Regions from separate parts of the Homo sapiens genome. Here region 1 is linked to region 2. Evidence: read pairs that join two places in POLR2A ChIA-PET (ENCODE). Cell type or tissue: A673. All regions are shown on one strand. Each heading gives the region's core, and the rest is flanking DNA. Links, peaks and the distances in the headings are about the cores only.

The links. ChIA-PET counts read pairs that join two places held together with the same protein. Peaks named below come from ENCODE experiments on the same cell type or tissue, not always from the same donor. Only the 100,000 strongest peaks of a DNase experiment are listed, where the experiment ranks them.
Region 1: POLR2A ChIA-PET joins it to region 2 with 11 read pairs; 11 of 35 experiments call an interaction of 5 or more read pairs at or near these places.

Annotation. Positions count from the first base shown.
Region 1 is chr12:54,226,528-54,231,897 of GRCh38, forward strand. It overlaps CBX5 (chromobox 5), which reads right to left. Exons shown (of 5, transcript NM_012117.3): 5 at 4,415-5,370. It overlaps MIR3198-2 (microRNA 3198-2), which reads right to left and starts at 4,949; the gene lies at 4,870-4,949. In A673, for the core only: no CTCF peak of the experiment used is centred there; a DNase peak (open chromatin) is centred at 3,304; H3K27ac peaks cover 641 bases.
Region 2 is chr12:54,300,279-54,305,648 of GRCh38, forward strand. It overlaps NFE2 (nuclear factor, erythroid 2), which reads right to left and starts at 737. Exons shown (of 3, transcript NM_001136023.3): 1 at 523-737. RefSeq lists cis regulatory regions at 509-1,483, 3,283-3,783, 3,963-4,483 and an enhancer at 884-1,624. In A673, for the core only: no CTCF peak of the experiment used is centred there; no DNase peak of the experiment used is centred there.

The sequences.
Region 1 (5,370 bases), core at 265-5,264, 74 kb before region 2:
TGAATGAGACAAAAGGAGATCCCCAAAGAAAGTTTTCATTCCCATGCTAAATAAGGCAGCAAAAATTTCGGACAGAAATAAGGACCCAACTGGTTTAGTGGGACACTGGAGACCAGTAATTTCCAGTCTTGTTGCAACAACCAGATGGCTCCAATCATGTTAAGGAGGGTTATAAAATTCTCAAAAGTGATCATCTTTAAATTTTTAACAGAAATATACCACACAGATAACTGACTGTGTTCTCTCTCACAAATATGTAATCACACACACACACACACACACAATAAGAATTGGAACTATTTTTCAAGATAATGAATCCGTTTTAGACATCACTGCTGAGAGAATCAGGAGTGCTGGGGATGGAGAGATGCTCCAGTTCCCAGGAAGAGAAAGATGGTAGTCTCCCCGCTTCCCCACATTTCCAAAGGAAATGAGGAAAAACCATCTACACTTTTCTTTCCAACTTAAACCTTTCCCTCACTCCCCCTTATTAGCTCTGTACTCTCTGACACATGAAAATAAAAAACAGGGGCCGGGTGCGGTGGCTCACACCTGTAATCCCAGCACTTTGGGAGTCCGAGGTGGGCGGATCACCGGAGATCAGGAGTTCGAGACCAGTCTGCCCAACATGGCGAAACCCTGTCTCTACTAAAAATACAAAAACTAGTTGGGCATAGTGGTGGGCACCTGTAATCCCAGCTACTCGGGAGGCTGAGGTAGGAAAATCACTTGAACCCAGGAGGCAGAAGGTGTAGTGAGCCGATATCGCACCATTGCACTCCAGCCTGGGCAACAAGAGCAAGACTCCATATCAAAAAAAACAAAAAATGGGAGAGGAAAATGGGAAGAACTGAGAAGACGATAAAAAGGAAAATACAGTAACTAGAAAGGACAATGAACAGTGAAAAGGTTAGGGAGAGGGAAATTAAAAGGGCAGAAAAAAACACGGAGGAAGCATCCTGTGACCTGCTCCAGAAGCAAGACATGTGGCTGCACCACACCCTTGAGCAGCAGGGAGCCCCAGCCCTGCTCTCTCCTGGGAGCATTGTGGCAGCCCCATCCTCTCTATCTCCCAGCTCCATGCGCAGACAGGACTAGAAGGGTAAGGCAGGAACTAGAGCAAGGGGGTATGTGACAGAGGACAGGCCCAGGCGTCTAGGAGCTGGGCTGTCCTGGCTCCTACCAAGAATAGCTGAAATGTACAGAAGCAGAGGATTATAGTGTGGAGTGGAGTGGGGAGAAGCAAAGGGGAAACAGGCTGCATAAGTAAGTGCTGCATGGAAACAGTCTGAAGGAATGGACTCTCCCATTCCTTCCTACACAGCAAAGGCAAGGACCCTAGTTTACCTGCCCTCCTACCTCAACCCCATCTCCACCCCCTATCCCTACCCCTACCCTTGCTGCAGATGTAGAAGCAGAATTTCTTTTTGTTCTTTTTTTTTTGAGACAGAGTTTTGCTCTTGTTGCCCAGGCTGGAGTGCAGTGGCATGATCTCGGCTCACCGCAATCTCTGCCTCCCGGGTTCAAGCAATTCTCCTGCCTCAGCCTCCCTAATAGCTAATTTTGTAAGAATTTCATAAGCTGCAGCAGCTGTGGTCAATACCTCAGCTTCCTACCAGCTTCCTTCTCCAGAAGATAGCAGCAGCAGAAAGAGGAATTAAAAGGAAAGGCTACAATAATAACCCTAAACCTTTTCATCTCAGCAGCCCCCAAATATATCAGCAAGCTCGATTCTCAGCATCTCTTCCTCCCTCCTTGGCTCATAACCAAATGATCAAACAACGCTTTGCTGAGACGAGGCATGAGGCTATTGAGCCAGCATCACCTCTCCCAGTGTGGGAGGGGGCATCACATTATACACATAAACAGAAGCACCTGTTTCCAGAAGCAGCATGGGGGAGAAAGAGCTCATAAAGAGTCCCAGATTGTTATAAGAAATAATTTGATGGGGTTAAAATTAAATGTCCAAATTGAGGTTGCTTATGGAATTTAAAGGGGATGTTGAGAACATGGGGTGGAGAGACTAGAAAAGGAAGAAAAGAAGACAAAGAGAAAAATACACACAATATAGTAGACAAAGGGGAGAAACCATAAAAAATACAGCCTCACAAATAAATGCAGAAGCTAAGAGAGAGGAGGGAGCCAGCAACTGGAAAGCAAGATGTTACAGCTGCGGAGTGGGAGGGGAAAGCAGGAGAGCAACAGGGAAGAGGAAAAAAGGCCAAGTAGCCAAAGAGCTGAGAATCAGACCCTTCCCTTCATCTGTCTTCATCTTCTCTGTGACTTTAAGCAGGTGAATTCTTGGGGTATTCTCACAGTGGCTGCTGCCTCATCTTGGCCTGAACAACAGAATCCCCGCAATGCCTGTGTGGCATGCCCACACACACCAGTTGGCCCCCAGCTTTCACCTTGTCTTCCTGTTCCCCAACACAGATGCACAAGTCACTCTCAAGGCTTGGGGAGCACTTTGGTGTGTCCACAGGATATAATGGGCTCTCCTCTGCACACACTCACATTCAGCAGCCCTCAGTACTGGGGCTTTCACCCCCAGCTCACACTTACTTCCAAAGAGCAGAGGCTGAGGGCTGCTGACTCTTAACAGAGCGATTTAGAACTGTGTGCTCAGGCCAGGCGCTGTGGCTCACACCTGTAATCTCAACACTTTGGGAGGCCGAGGCGGGCAGATCACTTGAGGTCAGGAGTTCGAGACCAGCCTTGTCAACATGGGGAAACCCTGTCTCTACTAAAAAAAAAAAAAAAAAAAAAAAAAAATTAGGCTGGGCACAGTGGCTCACGCCTGTAATCCTAGCTACTCAGGAGGCTGAGAGAGGAGAATCGCTTGCACCCGGGAGGCGGAGGTTGCAGTGAGTTGAGATCATGCCATTGCACTCCAGCCTACGCAACAAGAGCAAGACTCTGTCTCAAACAAAACAAAACAAAAATTAGCCAGGTGTGGTGGTGGGCGCCTGTAGTCCCAGCTACTCGGGAGGTTGAGGCAGGAGAATCGCTTGAACCTGGGAGGCAGAGGTTGCAGTAAGCCAAGATTACGCCACTGCACTCCAGCCTTGGCAAAAGAGCGAGACTCCATTTCAAAAAAAAAAAAAAAGAAAAACATAGAACTGTGTGCTCAGTGATCCAATGAAGGGGATTCCCACACAGTGATCCTCCATTTTCCCCAGGCTGCCAGTGCTGCACTGATTTCACAAGCTCTGAAGCTCTTTAATGAAGACAAAAGGAGAGGCAAAATTGCCCAGTTCCTGACTTCTCCAGCACACTGAGGCAAGATTCCTGGGAGGAGAGCTATGAGCAATGATGAGGTCATCTGAATGAACGCCATGCAGGCACAGCCCCTCACTGAGGGAAACAAAAACCAAGACATAGTTTAGGAATACAAGCGTGGGTGTCAAAACCCTGGAGTTGTGCTTTCCAGTGGGCCTGAGACAGAGACAAAGTGACATGATGTTTAGAGAGCAAGAAAGAGATCGAAAGGGAAGAGGGCAAGCAGTCTCAGGCTTCCATGGTAGGAAATAAATAATGTCCAGAAGGGTCTGGCTCTGAAGTGGACCAAATGGCTCTCCTGTCCCATGTTTATGAGGTCATGGACCATTAAGCCAGCCAACCTACAGATGTCTTCATAAGACTTTACGAGATTAGACTGGGGAGACCCTATAACTCAGCAAGAAAGGAAAACAAGAGGGGAGAATTGCAGGTAAGAGATGGTAGAAACAAGTGCTCCGCTCCAGAGGCCTCACATATCAGTGGGAGGATATCTGGGTTTGGTGACCCCTTCATCTTCCTCACTTCTCTCTTCTGTGAGTTTCTGCCTATCTCCATTAGATTCAGGGCTACATCAGGCTTATATTATTCGATAATTTCTTGATTATCCACATACTTTCCTCCTCCTAACTTCCAACTGACCTCACACCATGTTCCTGACCTGCAAGCCTTCCATCCTCAGAGAAGTTTCTTTGGTATTTGTGAAGCAAATCAGAAAGATAAAATACAAAGTTTACAAATTCACATATTTTCAAACCTGATTTAGACTGCATTTGCTTGATGTGGTATTCCATAAGTTCTAATAGCCATGAGATGACTCTTCCAGGGATCCCTAGGTTGCTGAAGCCTAATATTTATTCTCTGAACCATTAGGAGCAGAGAAGAGCATGGAAACCAGGAAAGGTACACACTGAACCAGTTAAGGAAATAAGAGTAGGAAACAGGATACGCATTATCTTATTTCCTCAGGCTTGCGCCAACCTGTGGTTATTTGCAGAAAGTCAGAGACCAATAATCCTTAGAAAAGAAGCCCATGTTCTCCAAGTCTTGTTGCTCTTTCAGAAATTGAGCTGACACTCCAGGGCCCAAATTAAAGAAGGGGCATAAGACCCAGATCTTTAAACCACCACTCAGAATCCATATTTGAAAAGCAACCATTTATTAGAACCAATACAAGAGTATGAAAAGGGGGAAAAGAGGAGGGTAGAAGAGGGGGAGAGAATGAGGTCTGCATCAGATGTCAGTTATGGAAACACATAAATGCTTACTTTTTAAACATTTACATTTAAAAGGTGAACATATATATAGACCACTTATACTTTAAAAAAAAAATCAAAAGCAGACATGTTTGGCTGAAATAAAACCAAGAAACACAGCTAAAACTCCCCCATAAACCTAAAAGTCCATGGAGAATTCAATTTCTCATTTCCATTCAGAAATCTGGCTACAAAGTGATTTGTTTGCTATTTGGGACAGTACAGAGTGCTGAAAGAAACCCAGCTCTTGAGTCTCTTAGATCCCATCCTGTAGGAAGTGGTGGGAAAGCCAGCGGACCATGGGCAAGTCAACTCCTGGCTACTTGGCAGGGAGTCAGACTGTGCTCTCTCCATTCCCCAGGACTCCACAGAACCATCTGGTACTGCTAGTGCTGGGTGAACAGTGAGAGCAGAGTCCACAAAACACAGAGAACCAGAATGTGACCGCAAGGAGCCAGGACCTTGTGCTTTTTCATGGATTACAAATCTAGGGCCAAGGAGAGGGAAAGCAGAAAGAGCCCTATTGGGAAGAGGAGCTGGCTGCGCCCCTAAACTGAGATGGAAAGAGTAAGGCTCTTGAGCCCACACCTGGCCAAGTAGAAATAGTGTCCAAAGTTTTCTCAAACCAGAGGGAAAAAAGGTCAAGGTTAGGTTCAGACTGCAGACACTAAGAGATGACAGATGTTGAATACGGTGAATGGGATGAAGCTTTAAGGATCAATGCCCAATTCTGAGTGTTATACACATTTCTAGGAAAAATAATTCCAATGTAGCTTTTGGGGGTGGGGGGTGGAAATAAGGTGGTCACATTTATTCAATCAGCTGGTCCCTATGAGGA
Region 2 (5,370 bases), core at 149-5,148:
GGGCACAGAGAAGAGAAAGGGCAAAGGAGCCAACAACCCAGAGGCAATCTCCCATCCAACCCCCGCACCTTGCAACACTTCTCAGAGGTTCAGATATCCAGTGTTTCCAATTCCTCAGCTTTCCCTAAACCTTCTCAGCTGCCTAGACAGGGCAGAGTAATGGAATGGAGTTGGGGAAAGGGTAGTCTATTGGTTCCCTCAGGGTAGCCCACCAGTTGAAGGATTCCTCCTGGCTACTCCCCAGCCCCTCAGCGGTGCCTTGCCTCTGGAGACCCCTCTCTGATCCCCATTCACAGCCTCCACCCCAAGGATCCCAGAGCACCCAAGAAACCACTTAGGTCTTCTCCTAGAGGAGTTCCCAAATATGTCAGATTCCTAAACCAGGGGCAATCTAGAAAGTCTGAGGTCTCCTAGGATACCGAAAGTTGGTTATTTTCCCCCCTCACCTCCTTCACCCCCCAGCCTGCCCCTCGGATCTCACTGGAATCCGCCCCCCCCACACACACCCTGCCTTTCAGGCACCTGTGGTGGAGTCACAGCAGGGTGAGGAGAGAGATGAGGCTCCCGGTGTTGTCTCTGGGGAGGCTGAGCCTGAGCTGACACTGCTGGACGAGGATCCCGGCTACCTTTGAGAATCTGCGAGGACCGCGCCCCGCCCCCGGGCCATTGCTGAGCGCTGAGTGTGGAAGCTCAGGCTGAGCTGAGCACAGGAGCCCCAAGCAGGCGCACCAGCGTCTGAAGCCCTCGGCCTGAGTTCTCAGTCCTTCCTCCAACCCTCCCCTTTCCCCGTGGCTCTCCTCTCCTCCTGCCCCTTTCGGCCAAGAGAGGAAACTTGAGCCCGATGTGGTTTCTGCCCACACCCCGCCCCCACCTTGCTCCTGGCCAGCGGGGGCACACATGGCTCCAAGCCTCTCCCAGCCCTCCTTTTCAGCCCAGGAGTCCAGCCAGGTCTGCGTTTCTCCCATGCATTTGACGAATTCCAACCTGATGGTCCACTCGAATGTGACCTTTAAACTTTATACAGGTTGTCGTCGCCTTGTGTCCCCACGGCTCTCCTAGGGACAGGGAAACTGAGTCATATCAAGGTGGAAGGCAGCTGAAGGTAAGGACCAGGTGTCTAGCTTCCCAGCTGTCTAGGCAGTTGGACGTTTAGGGTATAGCCTTCATTTACAGAAAACCTGGGCTCTGGGAACAAGGGCAGGGGAACTATTTGGAGGAGGAGGGGCAACTGACTGCTTTGATGTGTCCTTTCACCTGTAGCCTTCTCCCCTCCCCCCTCAGCCTCAGAAGTCCCAGGACAAAGGATTCTTTCTTGGCCAGGTTTTTGTCAGTGTGTGAAGGGAGTTAGGTGGGGGGCCACCCAGCAGGGAGATTATTCACCTCCCGTAAAGGGGACCCCAGGTGTCCTTTGTCCTCCTTTCTCCCAGGCAAAGCACCCCAGCCACATGGCACCCAACTCTGTTAGGCCAGTAAGTACCCTTATTCATCTTTTTTTTTTTTTTTTTCCAGAGAGGGGCTCACTCTGTCTCCCAGGCTGGAGTGCAGTGGTGTGAACATGTTTCACTACAGTCTCAAACTCCCAGGCTTAAGCAATCCTCCCACCTCAGCCTCCCAAGTAGCTGGTTCTATGGGTCAGTGCAACCATGCCCAGCTAATTTTTTTTTTTTTTTTTTTTTTTGGTAGAAGTGGTGTCTCACTATATTGCCTTGGCTGGTATTGAATTCTTGGGCTCAAGCAATCCTCCCCTCTTGGCCTCCCAAAGTGCTGGGATTACAGGCATGAGCCACCTCACCCAGCCCACTTATTCATCTTTTTGCCTGCAAGCTACACCACCAAAGCCCCAGGTCAAACATCTTTCTCCACAGACTGTGAGAAAAGAGCCTTTCTTCCTCCTAATTTGTAATGGCTTTCAGCTCTATATGTCTAGCTTCAATCCTGACATCTGCAGCTTACATTTTTTCTTCTTACAATGTTCAAGTTAAATTAGAAACATCTGAAGACTGGGGAAGCAGATAGGTGCCACTCTGGAGTAGGACTGGCATTCAACCAGCATGCTCTGATGGGATTGTATTTGCTGTTAAAATAATGAAAATGTTCAGTCCTAGTTGATAAAAGGCAGCTGCTGTGAGCCCTCTAAGTGTCCCCCACGACTCCACCAATAGCCTAGTTCTCCTCTAAGATCCCCAACAACCCAGCAACACAACCATGGAAGTAAAGAGGCAATGCTGGTACCATAAGGAGCCTCCTGTGCTGCCTGCTTCTGCTGGAATTGGCCAATGCCCATGCCAAACCTATGGTTAAATGCTTTGAATTCCATCCCTTTTCCAGTAGATCATGACTGCACATGCATGATCAAGGTAAGACAGGAGGCAATCCAATGCCTTCATTACATGTTACATGTGGGTTCAGAATCTCTTCAGACTTGGGCATGAATCTGGGTCACATATGTAGGCTCTCAGATATAATTCTCTCATTTGCATATTTATTTGGGCCACTCAGAGGGGATGAAGAATGGTAACAGTCACACTTGTGGCTGACTATATAATGATATCAGGTTATAGATAGTCAACAAACATTTATTGAATAAGAATTATCAGTTCAGGATACTGGTGTTGCATAGACAATTATGGGTAACACAAGGCTCATCATTCATTCATTCAACAAATATTTATTGAGTGTCTACTATGTTTTACATCCCAGGAACACAAAGATGAGCAAGACAGTCTGTATCTTCAGTCAAGTCTAGTCAGGGAATTACATTAATAAGGTGTATATAATAAAATAAAATAAAATAGGCCAGGCACGGTGGCTCATGCCTGTAATCCCAACACTTTGGGAGGCTGAGGCTGGCAGATCACCTGAGGTCGGGCGTTCGAGACCAGTCTGACCAACATGGTGAAACCCCTTCTCTACTAAAAATACAAAAATTAGCCAGGCGTGGTGGCATGTGCCTGTAATTCCAGCTACTCAGGAGGCTGAGGCAGGAGAATCACTTGAACCCAGGAGGTGGAGGTTGCAGTGAGCTGAGATCGTGCCACTGCACTCCAGCCTGGGCGACAGAGCAAGACTCTATCTAGAAAAAAAAAAAAAATTTGAATTAAAAAAATAAAGGTGTATATACAGTGCTATGGAGAAGAAGAGGAAATAAATTCTGCCCAGTGAAATTCAAGGAAGGCTTTACAGAGGAGGTGACAATTAAGTTAGGCTGTGGAGAAAAACTAGGAATTTCCCAGGCAGAGAAGTGGAAAAGAGTATTCCAAGCAAAGATGTGAAGGCATGGAGGCATAAAATACAGAGCAATACTTTGGGTTTGCTAGGTTGGGGTATGGGATGGGAAGTAGGAGAAGATAAGCCTGGAAAATTTGACAGGGGCTAAATTATACAATGTCTTGAGAGTCAATCTAGGGAGAGTGTACTTTATCCTATAAATAGTAGGGATTCATAGAAGTGTTTGAGGTCATCTACTACTTATTTGAAGGGACAGACATAGTCAAGTAGGGTGTTCTAAGTGAAGAGACAGCCTTCCTTCAATAAGGTGACTGGCTAGGTGGAGATGTCTCTCCCATCTCACCCTCACTCCTCTCCTACAGAAAAAGAGGACTTCACTGTGGTTCTCAGGCTGTGTTCTGGAGGCAGAACACCCTTTACAGCCCTCAAAGGAGGGGATGGTTCCTTTAGCCCCTTCCTCTCAGATTCCTGAAATCCAGACCAAACACCTTTCTACCTTAAGTCTCCTTTGTTTGATTTACAAATTGCAAAACATTAGGAGCCAGCCTGAATGGGTTGGATAGTGCCTAAGACTTGGTAAAGCAGGGATGTCTAAGGTTTTCCTATCCTCAAGATTCTCCCACTTCATCAAAGGTAGCAGAGACAGAATACGATACGGAGAAAACCACGGCCACATATCTTTACTATTTTATCATTCTCCACGTATGCTGCTAACCCACTCCCTAAAAGATTCACTTCTTGTCACACCTGGTCAACCCACCCCTACCCTCACCCTCATAACGTGTGTGTACACCACCAGCAGCAGCAGGTCAAGCCACAAGCAATGTTGCCAAACACCCCACTGAGTTATGCAACCAGCTTCCCGAGAAGGGCGGGGTGGGTAGAGGTGGAACCAGGGGAGGGCCATGGGTCCCAGAGGGAGCTGGCTGCCTTGCCTGCTTGCCTGCTGGTCTGACCGCAGTGGCCCCAGAGGGTGGGGGCAGGGCTGGCCCTTTATCAGTGCCCTGCAGGGTTGCACCCAACACCCCCTGGCTTCCTCTCTCAACAGACGGAAAGGGGAGGCAGCCACAGGGGGCAAGGGGAGGGCTGGGCGTTATCCTAGGCAGCAGAGCCGGGCGGTTACCCCGATGCTTGGGGGAGGTGGTAGAGGGGTCTGGGACCAAGGAATAGCGAGGCCCCTCTTAGCGGGGGGCCCTGGTATACACAGAGGCTCAGATGGTGGACTAGATTTTCTGAAGCATATAACTCATTGTTCCTTGTGTTCCAGTTTGGGTAAGGATAGGATTTAAAAAAGTCTTTGAGGAGGTTTCTTTCCTCAGATAACAATTTTTAGACGATTGACTCAGGAGTTAAGGGGAGACTGAACCCCATTCTCAGGACAAAAGGGTTTGGGGCTTTCAAGGGAGTTAGATACGACTGAGGTTCCCAGACCCTGGCATCTAAGAGTTAATGCCCTTTAGCAGAGCCTAGTACTAACACCAAAATGGATGAAGGCTGATAGATAAACCTAGTATAGTCCCAGAAGAAATAATCCCTGGGGCTTAATTCTACTGTATTTTATTATTATTGTTATTATTATTATTATTATTATTTTGAGATGGAGTCTTGCTCTGTCACCCAGGCCGAAATGCACTGGTGTGATCTCGGCTCACTGCAGCCTCCGCCTCCCGGTTTCAAGCGATTCTCCTGCCTCAGCTTCCCAAGTAGCTGGGATTACAGGCGCCTGCCACCACGCCCAGCTAATTTTTGTATTTTTAGTAGAGATGGGGTTTCACCATGTTGGCCTGGGGCTTAATTCTAAATCTAGAAAGAGAAGTAGTTTCACGGTGCATCATAGATCTTGAGTCTTATTAGTGGGCTTGAGGCTGGGCACAGTGGCTCACACCTCTAATCCCAGCACTTTGGGAGGCTGAGGAAGGAGAATCATTTCAGCCTAGGAGTTTGAGACCAGCCTGGGCAACATAGTGGGACCCTGGTTCTACAAAAAATTAAAAAAAAAATAGCCGGGCATGATGGCATGCACCTGTACTCCTAGCTACTCAGAAGGCTGAGGTGAAAGGATGGCTTGAGCCCAGGAGGTTGAGGCTGCAGTGAGCTGTGATTGTGCCAGTGCACTCCAGCCTGGGTGACAGAGCAAAACCC